Regions from separate parts of the Homo sapiens genome. Here region 2 is linked to region 1. Evidence: read pairs that join two places in POLR2A ChIA-PET (ENCODE). Cell type or tissue: K562. All regions are shown on one strand. Links, peaks and the distances in the headings refer to the core of each region. The heading gives the core; the rest is flanking DNA.

Region 1 (5,380 bases), core at 191-5,190:
AAGGTGGGAAAAAGCCCCTTATAAAACCATCAGATCTCATGAGAACTCACTCACCATCATGAGAACAGGATGGGGGAAACCGTCCCCCCGATTCAATTATCTCCACCTGGTCTCTCCCAGGACATATGGGGATTATGGGAACTACAATTCAAGATGAGATTTGGATGAGGACACAGCCCAACCATGTCAGACACAGTCAGAAGAAGAAAAAGCAAGGCAACAAACAAAAGGCTACTTACTGCCAAAGAGAAGTTTCAAAATTCATTTATATAGTGAACATTTATTGAGCACTTATAATGTGCTAAACACACTGAGATACAAAGATTGGTTAAGTCTTTCTTTTCTTTCTTTCTTTCTTTCTTCCTTTCTTCTTTCTTTTCCTTCCTTCCTTCTTTCCTTCCTTCTTTTCTTTCTTTCTTCCTTCCTTCTTTCCTTCCTTCTTTTCTTTCTTTCTTTCTTCCCTCCCTCCCTCCCTCCCTCCCTCCCTCCCTCCCTTCCTTCCTTCCTTCCTTCCTTCCTCTCTTTCTTTCTTTTGAGACCAATCTCACTCTTATTGCCCAGGCTGGAGTGCAGGGGCACCATCATAGCTCACTACAGACTCGAACTCCTAGGCTCAAGCAGTCCTCCCACCTCAGCCTCCCGAGTAGCTGGGACTACAGGCACACACCACCATGCCCGGCTGCAATATTTTATTTCTATCACCATGTATCTTACATCTAGTGGGGGATGATATTGTGTAAACAGAAATATTACATTCTAGTGTGGTAACTGCCATTGCAGAGTGGTGAACAGAGTGCTATGGGAACACAGAGAACAGAACAATCAACTATGTTTAATACACATTGCCTGTAGCATAGTGGTTAAAAGTTCAGGTTTTGAAGACCTATATTTAAATCCCACCATTTACTAGATGACAATGCTATTTAGCCCCTTTAAATCTCAGCTTTTTCATCTGTAAAATGATAATAGTAGTTATAGAATTGATTGAGGATTAAAATAAGCTAATGAACATAAATTGTTTAGCAAAACTCCTTGATAAATAATAGCTAGTTTGTCTTTCCCAAGAAGACACATACTAAAGGATGAGTAGGACATTGTCAGGTGAGGAAGAAAGAAAAGGACATTCTAAGAGGACAGGATACAATGTGTGAAGACATGGAGACATTATAGGGCCTGCTGTGTTTGTGGAATGGTGAGAAGCTTAGCATGCAGGAGTTTGGGGGTGGAGTAGAGCGTGAGGCTAACAACCTGGACTGAATCCTAACATGCTAGACCAAGGAGTTGTGTTTTATCCTGTAGGCACCGAGGAGTCAAAAGAGTGAGTTTTGTTTTGTAAAGATCATTTCGAAAGTAGTGTGGAAGTTGAACAGGTGTAGAATGGAGAGAGATTGGTGGCAGGACTACTTAGCAGACGTAATAGTCCAAGCTGGACATTATGAGAGTCTGAACCAAGATCGAGGCAGTATGGGGGAAAGGCTAGGCTTGACAGAATGATATTTATGAGTTAAAATCAACAGGACTGTATGCTGATTGATTAGATGTGCAGCGTTAGGGAGAAGGGATAATTAAGGCAAAAGCAAAAGCTTCTAGCTTAGGAACATGGCTTGCGATTGTGAATGAGAATGTAATTCAAGAATTTAGTAAATTGTGGCAGTAGAGAAGGTAAGTCTGATTTTAGACTAGTGGAGCTTAGGGTACCTCTTTGTAACCTGTAGGTAAAGATGCTTAATTGTAATTTGGAAATACAAATCTAGAGCTTAAGCAAGAGTTCGAGGCTATTATTAAAAATTTCCATGGATGAAATTGGAAATCATCATTCTCAGTAAACTATCGCAAGGACAAAAAACCAAACACTGCATGTTCTCACTCATAGATGGGAATTGAACAATGAGAACACATGGACACAGGAAGGGGAACATCACACTCTGGGGACTGTTGTGGGGTCGGGGGAGAGGGGAGGGATAGCATTAGGAGATATACCTAATGTTAAATGACGAGTTAATGGGTGCAGCACACCAGCATGGCACATGTATACATATGTAACTAACCTGCACATTGTGCACATGTACCCTAAAACTTAAAGTATATATATAAAAAAAAAAAAGAATAAAGCAACTTAGATTTAACTGTAAAAAAAATTTTGCAATCTGTCATTGTATAGATGATAGTTGAAGCTGTGTAAGTAGATAAACTTTGTTCCAGGTGGTGTAAGAAGATAAGAGACTAGGACATAACCCTAGGGAATCCCAATGAATAAGTGTTGAACAGAAGAGGGAAGTCTGAAAGGGAAAGGTAAGAAAAAAAAATGAAGAGACAGTAGTGTCATTTCTTCCCATTTCACTCCTTTCTTCCCAGAGGCCAAGAAGAACTTCTGGGAAATAAGAGCAACCAATCGCCTTAGGCTGTATAAATATGGGCCAATAAGTTCAGCAACTAGGAAGCTTTCCTTTAAAGTTTGTTGGAGTCACGGCAGAAGGCAGACTGCAGCAAATTGAACAAATGGACAGGGCGAAAGGACAGTGGTTGTAGATTAATTGTTCCAGAAATCTGGCTATGAAAGGAAGGAGGTAGAAAGGATGGTAGTTTGTAACGAGATAGGGGAGAAATAGTGTTTTAACTTTGTTTTAGAATGGGGAAACGTTAAGCCTGTCTGTAGGTATATAAGAAAATGTGGAAAATAGAAGAGAAAGGGGATATTTGATGGAATCAGAGTCTAGAGAGACAATCTTCCTTGTAGATTCTTTTGGTGACCACCACTTGTAAGTTGATTTAGGATGTTCAGAGTGTGGAACAAAGCCAGAGAAGAATCGAGAGGGAGTGAGACACAAAAGAACAAAGCTTGGAGTCCTGTTCATTACTTCCTTTTATGTTCTAGAGAATGCTTATCATAGAGAACAATCAGTCTTTCTCTGGGTCTCCATTTACCCTGTTACTTTGCCCTAGAAGATGTTATTCATTTCCCTGACTGAAACAGATGGTAGAAAATGCAACTCAGCTTACTTACTGTTAAAACAAACCATCTTTTTGGACTTTTATTATTTGGAATTTTCTTATAATAGTTATATTTATTTTAGAAATTTTAGATAATACAGATAAAAAATAAAAGAAAACTGGCAGCCCTACTCCCCAGGAATAATCAATATTAACATTTTGGTATATATTCTTTCAGTCTTTTTTCCCTTATCTGTAATAGGAGGAAAATATGCAAATAGCCAACCCCCATGGAACCACTTCCATAAGGCTTCTGTCAGATTCCAAATGTTCCCAAGGCTTCTATAGTACTTATGTAACAAGCCACACAGTGGATTGATTACTGTTAATGTATGTCCTCTGGGAGTTGCCAAGGAGGCTCACACTTTCAATTACTGTACATCCCAGATTTGAAAGCATATCCCTAACTATTTGTCTTAAGGATTTTAATTTTTTTCTTTCTTGCTACTGGATATAAGTGTCTAACAATTCTCACTGGGAATTGATTAGTGAGTAGGTATTGTCAGGTAACATGATTAATGCTGTAATAAGTATATAGGAAACTAAGAACTCAGAAAAAGAATTACTCATTGAAATTTTAATAATAACTGTCATTTAAGAGATGAGATTAACTATGTGGAGAAGTGGTTTACAACTGTGTTGCTAATGAAAACATAGGAAATAACCAAGTTAATCAAAGTGCAACTTTAGAACTGGGTGGTAACTTAAAAAAGCATTTCTGCCCTCCCTCAGCTGCAGGCATCTCGGCACAGAGACAGAGAGAGAGAGAGAGAGAGAGAGAGAAGAGAGAGAGAGAGAGAGACTCTGTTTGTTTGGGTAAAAGTAAGGGCAGAGAAAAAAAGTTTCTGTCTGGTAATCCAGAGAATTCTTTCGGATCTGATCCAAGACCACCAAGGCAGTACCTCAATGAGTCTGCAAGAGCCACAGTGTTACTGAGCTTGGGGTGCCCCCTAACGTAGATGTGACTACAGTGACCAAAAACTTAGATCACAACACCCAAAGTCCCTTCGAATACCTGGAAAGTTTCCCAAGAAGGACGGGTATGAACAAGCCCAGACTACAAAGACTACTAAACACCTAACATTTCAATACTTAGACACTGACGAACATGCACAAGCACGAAGACCATTTAGGAAAACATGATCTTCCCAAATGAACTAAATAAGGCACCAAGGACCAAGCCTGGAGAGACAGAGATATGTGATCTTTCGGACAGAGAATTTGAAATAGCTGTTTTGAAGAAACTCAAGAAAATTCAAGATAACACAGATAAGGAATTCAGAATCCTATCAGATAAATTTAACACAGAGATTTAAATAATTAAAAAGTATCAAGCAGAAATTCTGGTGTTAAAAAATGTAATTGACACACTGAAGAATGAATCAGAGTTTCTTAATTGCAGAATTGATCAAGCAGAAGAAAGAATTAATGAGCTTGAAGACAGGCCATTTGAAAATACATGGCCAGGCATAGTAGCTTATGTCTGTAATCCCAGCACTTCGGGAGGCTGAAGCAGGAGGATCACTTGAGCCCAGGAGTTTAAGACCAGCCTGGGCAACATAACAAGGCATCATTTCTATAAAAAATTTTTTTTTAATTAGCTGGGTATGGTGGCATGTGTGCCTGTAGTCTTAGCTACTCAGGAGGCTGAGGCAGGAGGATCACTTGAATCTAGGAGTTCAAGGCTGCAATGAGCTATGATTGTGCCACTGCACGACAGCCTGGGTGAAAGAGCAAGACCTTGGAAAAAAAAACCCACAGTCAGAGGAGACCAAAGAAAAAATAATAAAAAAGAATGAAGCACTCTTACAAGATCTAGAAAATAGCCTCAAAAGGGCAAGTCTAAGAGTTATTGGCCATAAAGAGATGGGAGAGAGAGATAGGGGTGGAAAGTTTATTTAAAGGGACAATAACAGAGAACTTCCCAAACCTAGAGAAAGTTATCAATACTTGAATTCAAGAGAGTTATAGAACAGCAAGTAGATTGAACTGAAATAAGACTATGATTTAATAATCAAACTTCCGAAGGTCAAGAATAAGAAAGGATCCAGGCTGGGCACAGTGGCTCATGCCTGTAATCCCAACACTCTGGGAGGCCAAGGTGGGTGGGTCACTTGAGGCCAGGAGTTCGAGACCAGCCTGGCTAACATGGTGAAACCCTGTCTCTACTAAAAATTAAAAAAAATATTAGCCAGGCATGGTGCCCTCCCCCTGCAGTCCCAGCTATTCAGGAGGCTGAAGCATGAGAATTGCTAGAACCTGGGAGGTGGAGGTTGCAGTGAGCTGAGACTGTGCCACTGCACTCCCTCTGTCTGGGTGACAGAGGGAGCCTCTGCCTCAAAAAATAATAATAATAAAATAAAAATAAAAGATACCAAAAGCAGCAAGA
Region 2 (5,380 bases), core at 219-5,218, 320 kb before region 1:
TGATTCTCTTGCCTCAGCCTCCCGAGTAGCTGAAACTACAGGCACTCACCACCACGTCCAGCTAATTTTTTGTATTTTTAGTACAGATGGGGATTCCCCATGTTGGCCAGGCTGGTCTCAAACTCCTGAGCTCAGGCAATCCACCTGACTCGGCCTCCCGAAGTGCTGAGATTACAGGTGTGAGCCACTGCACCCAGCCTCTCTCCTATCTGTTCTTTGCCATTCCAGTTTAGGTCCTGCATTCAACAAATATTTATTAATCACACATGCTAGGCAATTTTAGTTGCTGGGAAGAGTGCACTAAGATAGACTTATATTCTAGTGAAAGAGAAACAATGTACATGTAAACAAGTAATTATGCAATACAATTGCTAACATATGTTTACCCTGTACCAGGCACTGGGCTAGGGGCTTTGGATGTGTTAACTCATTTAATACTCCTAATGACTCCATGATATAAGCACTGTTATCATCCCCATTTTACAATTGGGGAAACTGAAGCATAGAGCTCTTAAGTAGTTGAAGATCATATAGCTAGTAAGTAGAGAGACAAAATTTAAATCCAGGCATCCTGCTGCTATAGTTTGCCCTTTCAACAATCATGTTCTATTGCTTCTCATGTAAGGAAACTTCAGTCAATAAGGGCTATGGAAAAAATCAAACAGGGTAATGTGATAGTCACTGAGACAGTAGGTGCTAATTTAGAGAATCTTATAAGTAAAATATTTATTCAGAAACAGAATGCTTATTCCTCGGTACTGCAAGGAAAAATCAGCATTCAGACAAAAAGTTTTCGCAGCAAGGCAATTTTACTTTCTACAGAAAGGGTGCTCCTCACAGATGGAACAATGCAGAAATTTTACTTTCTGCAGAAAGTAAAATTGCCTTGCTGAGAAAACTTTTTGTCTGAATGCTAATTTTTCCTTGTGGTACCGAGGAACAAGCATTCTGTTTCTGAATAAACATTTTACTTATAACAAGAAGATGGTCAAAAAAGGCATTTCTGAGAGGTTTTATTTATTATTATTACATATTTTTTTGAGACGGAGTTTCACTCTTGTTGCCCAGGCTGGAGTGCAATGACACAGTCTTGGTTGACTGCAACCTCCACCTCTGTGGTTCAAGAGATTATCCTGCCTCAGCCTCCTGAGTAGCTGGGATTACAGGCATGCACCACCATGCCTGGCTCATTTTGTATTTTTAGTAGAGACGGGGTTTCTCCATGTTGGTCAGGCTGGTCTCGAAATTCCAACCTCAGGTGATCTGCCCACCTTGGCCTCCCAAAGTGCTGGGATTACAGGCGTGAGCCATCACGCCCAGCCCTATTTATTTACAGACAGGTTCTCACTCTGTTGCCCAGACTGTAGTGCAGTGGTGCCATCTTGGCTCCCTACAGCTTCCATGCCCTGGGCTCAAGTGATCCTCCTGCCTCAGCCCCCTGAGTAGCTGGGACTACAGGTGCACACTATCATACCTGGCTAATTTTTGTATTTTTTTGTAGAGACAAGTTTTTGCCATGTTCCTCAGGCTGGTCTCAAACTCCTGGACTCAAGGGATCCTCCTGCCTCAGCCTCATAAAGTGTTGAAATTACAGGTGTGTGCTACCACACCTGGCCTTTTTTTTTTTTTTAATTTTAAAAAATAATGGCCAGAGGCGGTGGCTCACGTCTGTAATCCCAGCACTTTGGGAGGCCGAGGTAGGTGGATCACCTGAAGTCAAGAGTTCAAGACCAGCCTGGCCAACATGGTGAAACCCCATCTCTACTAAAAATACAAAAAATTAGCTGGGCATGGTGGCGGGCGCCTGTAATCCCAGCTACTCAGGAGGTTGAGGCAGGAGAATCACTTGAACCCAGGAGGCAGAGGTTGCAGTGAGCCAAGATCAGGCCACTGCACTCCAGCCTGGACAACAAGAGCGAAACTCCATCTCAAAAAAAAAAAAATCATTTTAGGCTGGGCATGGTGGCTCATGCCTGTAATCCCAGCACTTTGGGAGGCCAAGGTGGGCAGATCACTTGAGGTCAGGAGTTCAACACCAGCCTGGCCAACATGGTGAAACCCCATCTCTACTAAAAATACAAAAATTAGCCAGGCATGGTGGCACATGCCTGTAGTCCCAGGTACTTGGGAGGCTGAGGCAGAATTGCTTGAACCCGGGAGGCGGAGGTTGCAGTGAGCTGAGATCGCACCACTGAACTCCAGCCTGGGCGACAGAGCGATAATCCATCTCAAAACAAAACAAAACAAAACAAAACAAAACAAAAAGTTGTTAATGCTCACTACCTATATCTATTTGTTGAGAATTAAAAATTGTTATATTCTATTATTTTTCTTTTTATTCATTGGAATAGTTGTGTAACAACATGTCCTCTCATCTACTATTTTGTTACCCAGTTCACCTAGGAAAGGCAGGATAAATGTTTGATTTTTTTTCCCCTTCATTGACCAGTTTTCAAGATAATTAATCAGTTCCCATCATGAGAGATGATGTTTGAGCTAAGACCTGAATGAAGAGCCAGCTATTCAAATATCTGGAGGAAGAGGCCAGGGGTGGTGGCTCGTGCCTGTAATCCTAGCACTTTGGGAGGTGGGCAGATCGCTTGAGCTCAGGAGTTTGAGACCAGCCTGGGCAATGTGGCGAAACTCTGTCTCTACAAAAAATACAAAAATTAGCTGGGCATGGTGGTGCATGCCTATAGTCTCAGCTGCTTGGAGAGCTGAGGCGGGAGGATCGCTTGAACCTGGCAGTTTGAGACTGCAGTGAGCTGTGATCACACCACAGCACTCCAGCCGGGGCAACACAGTGAGACCCTGTCTCAAAAAAAAAAAAAAAAAAAACAGGCGCAGTGGCTCACGCCTGTAATCGCCTGTAATTCTAGCACCTTGGGAGCCTGAGGTGGGTGGATCATTTGAGGTTAGGCGCTCGAGACCTGCCTGGACAATATGGTGAAACCCTGTCTCTACTAAAAATACAAAAATTAGCTGGGTGTGGTGGCAGGCACCTGTAATCCCAGCTACTTGGGAGGATGAGGCAGGAGAATCACTTGAACCAGGGAGGTGGAGGTTGCAGTGAGCTGGGATTGTACCACTGCACTCCAGCCTGGGGGACAGAGCAAAACTCCTTCTCAAAAAAAAAAGATCTGGAGTAAGAGAATTCCAGCTGGAAGGCCGGGCACGGTGGCTCATGCCTATAATCCCAGCACTTTGGGAGGCCGAGGCGGGCAGATCACCTGAGATCAAGATTTCGAGACCAGCCTGACCAACATGGAGAAACTCTGTTTCTACTAAAAATACAAAATTAGTCGGGCATGGTGGTGCTTGCCTGTAATCCCAGCTACTCAGGAGGCTGAGACAGGAGAGTAGCTTGAACCCAGGAGGTGGAGGTTGCAGTGAGCCAAGATCGCACCATTGCACTCTAGCCTGGGCAACAAGAGCAAAACTCCATCTCAAAAAAAAAAATAGAGAATTCCAGCTGGGCGCAGTGGCTCACGACTGTAATCCCAACACTGAGAGGCTGAGGTAGGCAAATTGCTTGAGCCCAGGAGTTCCAAGACCAGCTTGGCCAACATGGCGAAACCATGTCTCTACAAAAAAATTAGCTGGGCATGGTGGCGTGCATCTGTGGTCTCAGCTACTTGGGAGGCTGAGGTGGGAGGATCACCTGTGTCCGGGAGGTGGAGGCTACAGTGAGCTAAGATCACCACTGCACTCCAGCCAGGGTAACAGAGCGCGAACCTGTCAAAAAAACAAAAAAAGAGAGAGAGAGAGAATTCCAGGCAGGAGTATCAGATAGTGCAGACGAACTGAGGAAGGAGTGAGCTGTATACGTTCAGGGAATACAGAAGACCAGCATGGCCACATTACTTTCACTCCTACCTTTGGAACTATCTCTTAAATCCATTACCCCCTGTTCCATTTTTCCTACCATACCGTTAATCTGGAGTCTCATCTTTCTCCCTTGGACCACTGCAATTACCTTCAACTCATTTCAGTGCCTCCAAGCTTCTCTCTCACCCTACCCAGTTAACCCCTTGGTCACTGAAAGCTTTTAACTCTGTATAGTTTCTTTGGTGAGAATGCATTTATAATTTTACAACAGATGTCACTGGCAAAATAAGATTCATTTAATAGAGGGGAGTGTTTGCTGAAAAAGTATTGCTGGACATCAAAGAATATAGGCTTTGAATTTCATGACATGCAGTAAAAAAAAAAAAAAAGAATATGGGTTTTGTAGTCAGACCTGGATTTAAGTCCCTGCTCTGACACTTGCCAGCTGTGTGACCTAAGGAAAATCATATAACATCCCAGGGATTGTTTCCTCATCTATTAAAAAAAATAGTAATAGGCCAGGCGTGGTGGCTCACGCCTGTAATCCCAGCACTTTGGGAGACTGAGGTAGGTGGATCACCTGAGGTCAGGAGTTCAAGACCAGCCTGGCCAACATGGGGAAACCCCATCTCTACTAAAAAATACAAAAATTAGCCAGTCATGGTGGCACATGCCTGTAGTTCCAGCTATTCGGGAGGCTGAGGCAGGAGAATTGCTTGAGCCCGGGAGTAGAGACTGCAGTGAGCTGATGTCATGCTACCACAATCCTGCCTGGGAGACAGAGCGAGACTCCCAGGCTATCCCGAGATATCTTACATTGATATAAGCCTTTTCCAAATAACTTTTATTTATTTATTTATTTATTGAGACGGAGTCTCACTCTGTTGCCCAGGCTGGAGTGCAGTGGTGCAATGATCGTGGCTCACTGCAACCTCCACGTCCTGGGTTCAAGTGATTCTCCTGCCTCAGCCTCCCGAGTAGCTGGAACCACAGGTGCATGCCACCACGTCTGGCTAATTTTTGTATTTTTAGTAGAGACGAGGTTTTGCCATGTTGGCCAGGCTGTTTTTGAACTCCTGACCTCAGGTGATCTGCCTGCTTCAGCCTCCCAAAGTGCTGGGATTATAGGTGTGAACCACCACACTGGGCCCCAAATAACTTTTGCATCTCTGATCACCTGCTCTCTAACCTCACTGAGATGCCTAGGTAATCCACCTCTCAATTCATCCAGATGAAGTAATTATCTCCCAGTTGTAGTAGTTTTCTCTCCTACACTCCATGAACTGCCACTCCAATGTTACTGTCTCTGAGACCTCTGCCTCCATTATCCTCTTTCTTCCTTTCTGCTCCCAAAGTCCCAGAAACTGCTAGAGGGAGAACGAAGTAGACAAATATAAATTCATGCTGTCCAATTTCAACTTGGCCCTTGCAGCTGCTCAGCAACCCTTTTATTTGTCTCATACATTCCCTGGCACTCTCCCACAGAGGCTGTTCCAGACCTTCCTCTTTCTCTTCAAACTACAAATTCCAGTCTCCCTCCTTCTACTTCTAA

Evidence for each region. ChIA-PET counts read pairs that join two places held together with the same protein. Peaks named below come from ENCODE experiments on the same cell type or tissue, not always from the same donor. Only the 100,000 strongest peaks of a DNase experiment are listed, where the experiment ranks them.
Region 2: POLR2A ChIA-PET joins it to region 1 with 5 read pairs; 3 of 35 experiments call an interaction of 5 or more read pairs at or near these places.

Annotation. Positions count from the first base shown.
Region 1 is chrX:70,997,218-71,002,597 of GRCh38, reverse strand. No RefSeq gene overlaps it. Among named protein-coding and RNA genes, the nearest start is that of SNX12, 68 kb to the left of the region's middle. In K562, for the core only: a CTCF peak has its summit at 3,934; a DNase peak (open chromatin) is centred at 2,237.
Region 2 is chrX:71,322,023-71,327,402 of GRCh38, reverse strand. No RefSeq gene overlaps it. Among named protein-coding and RNA genes, the nearest start is that of ITGB1BP2, 23 kb to the right of the region's middle. In K562, for the core only: no CTCF peak of the experiment used is centred there; no DNase peak of the experiment used is centred there.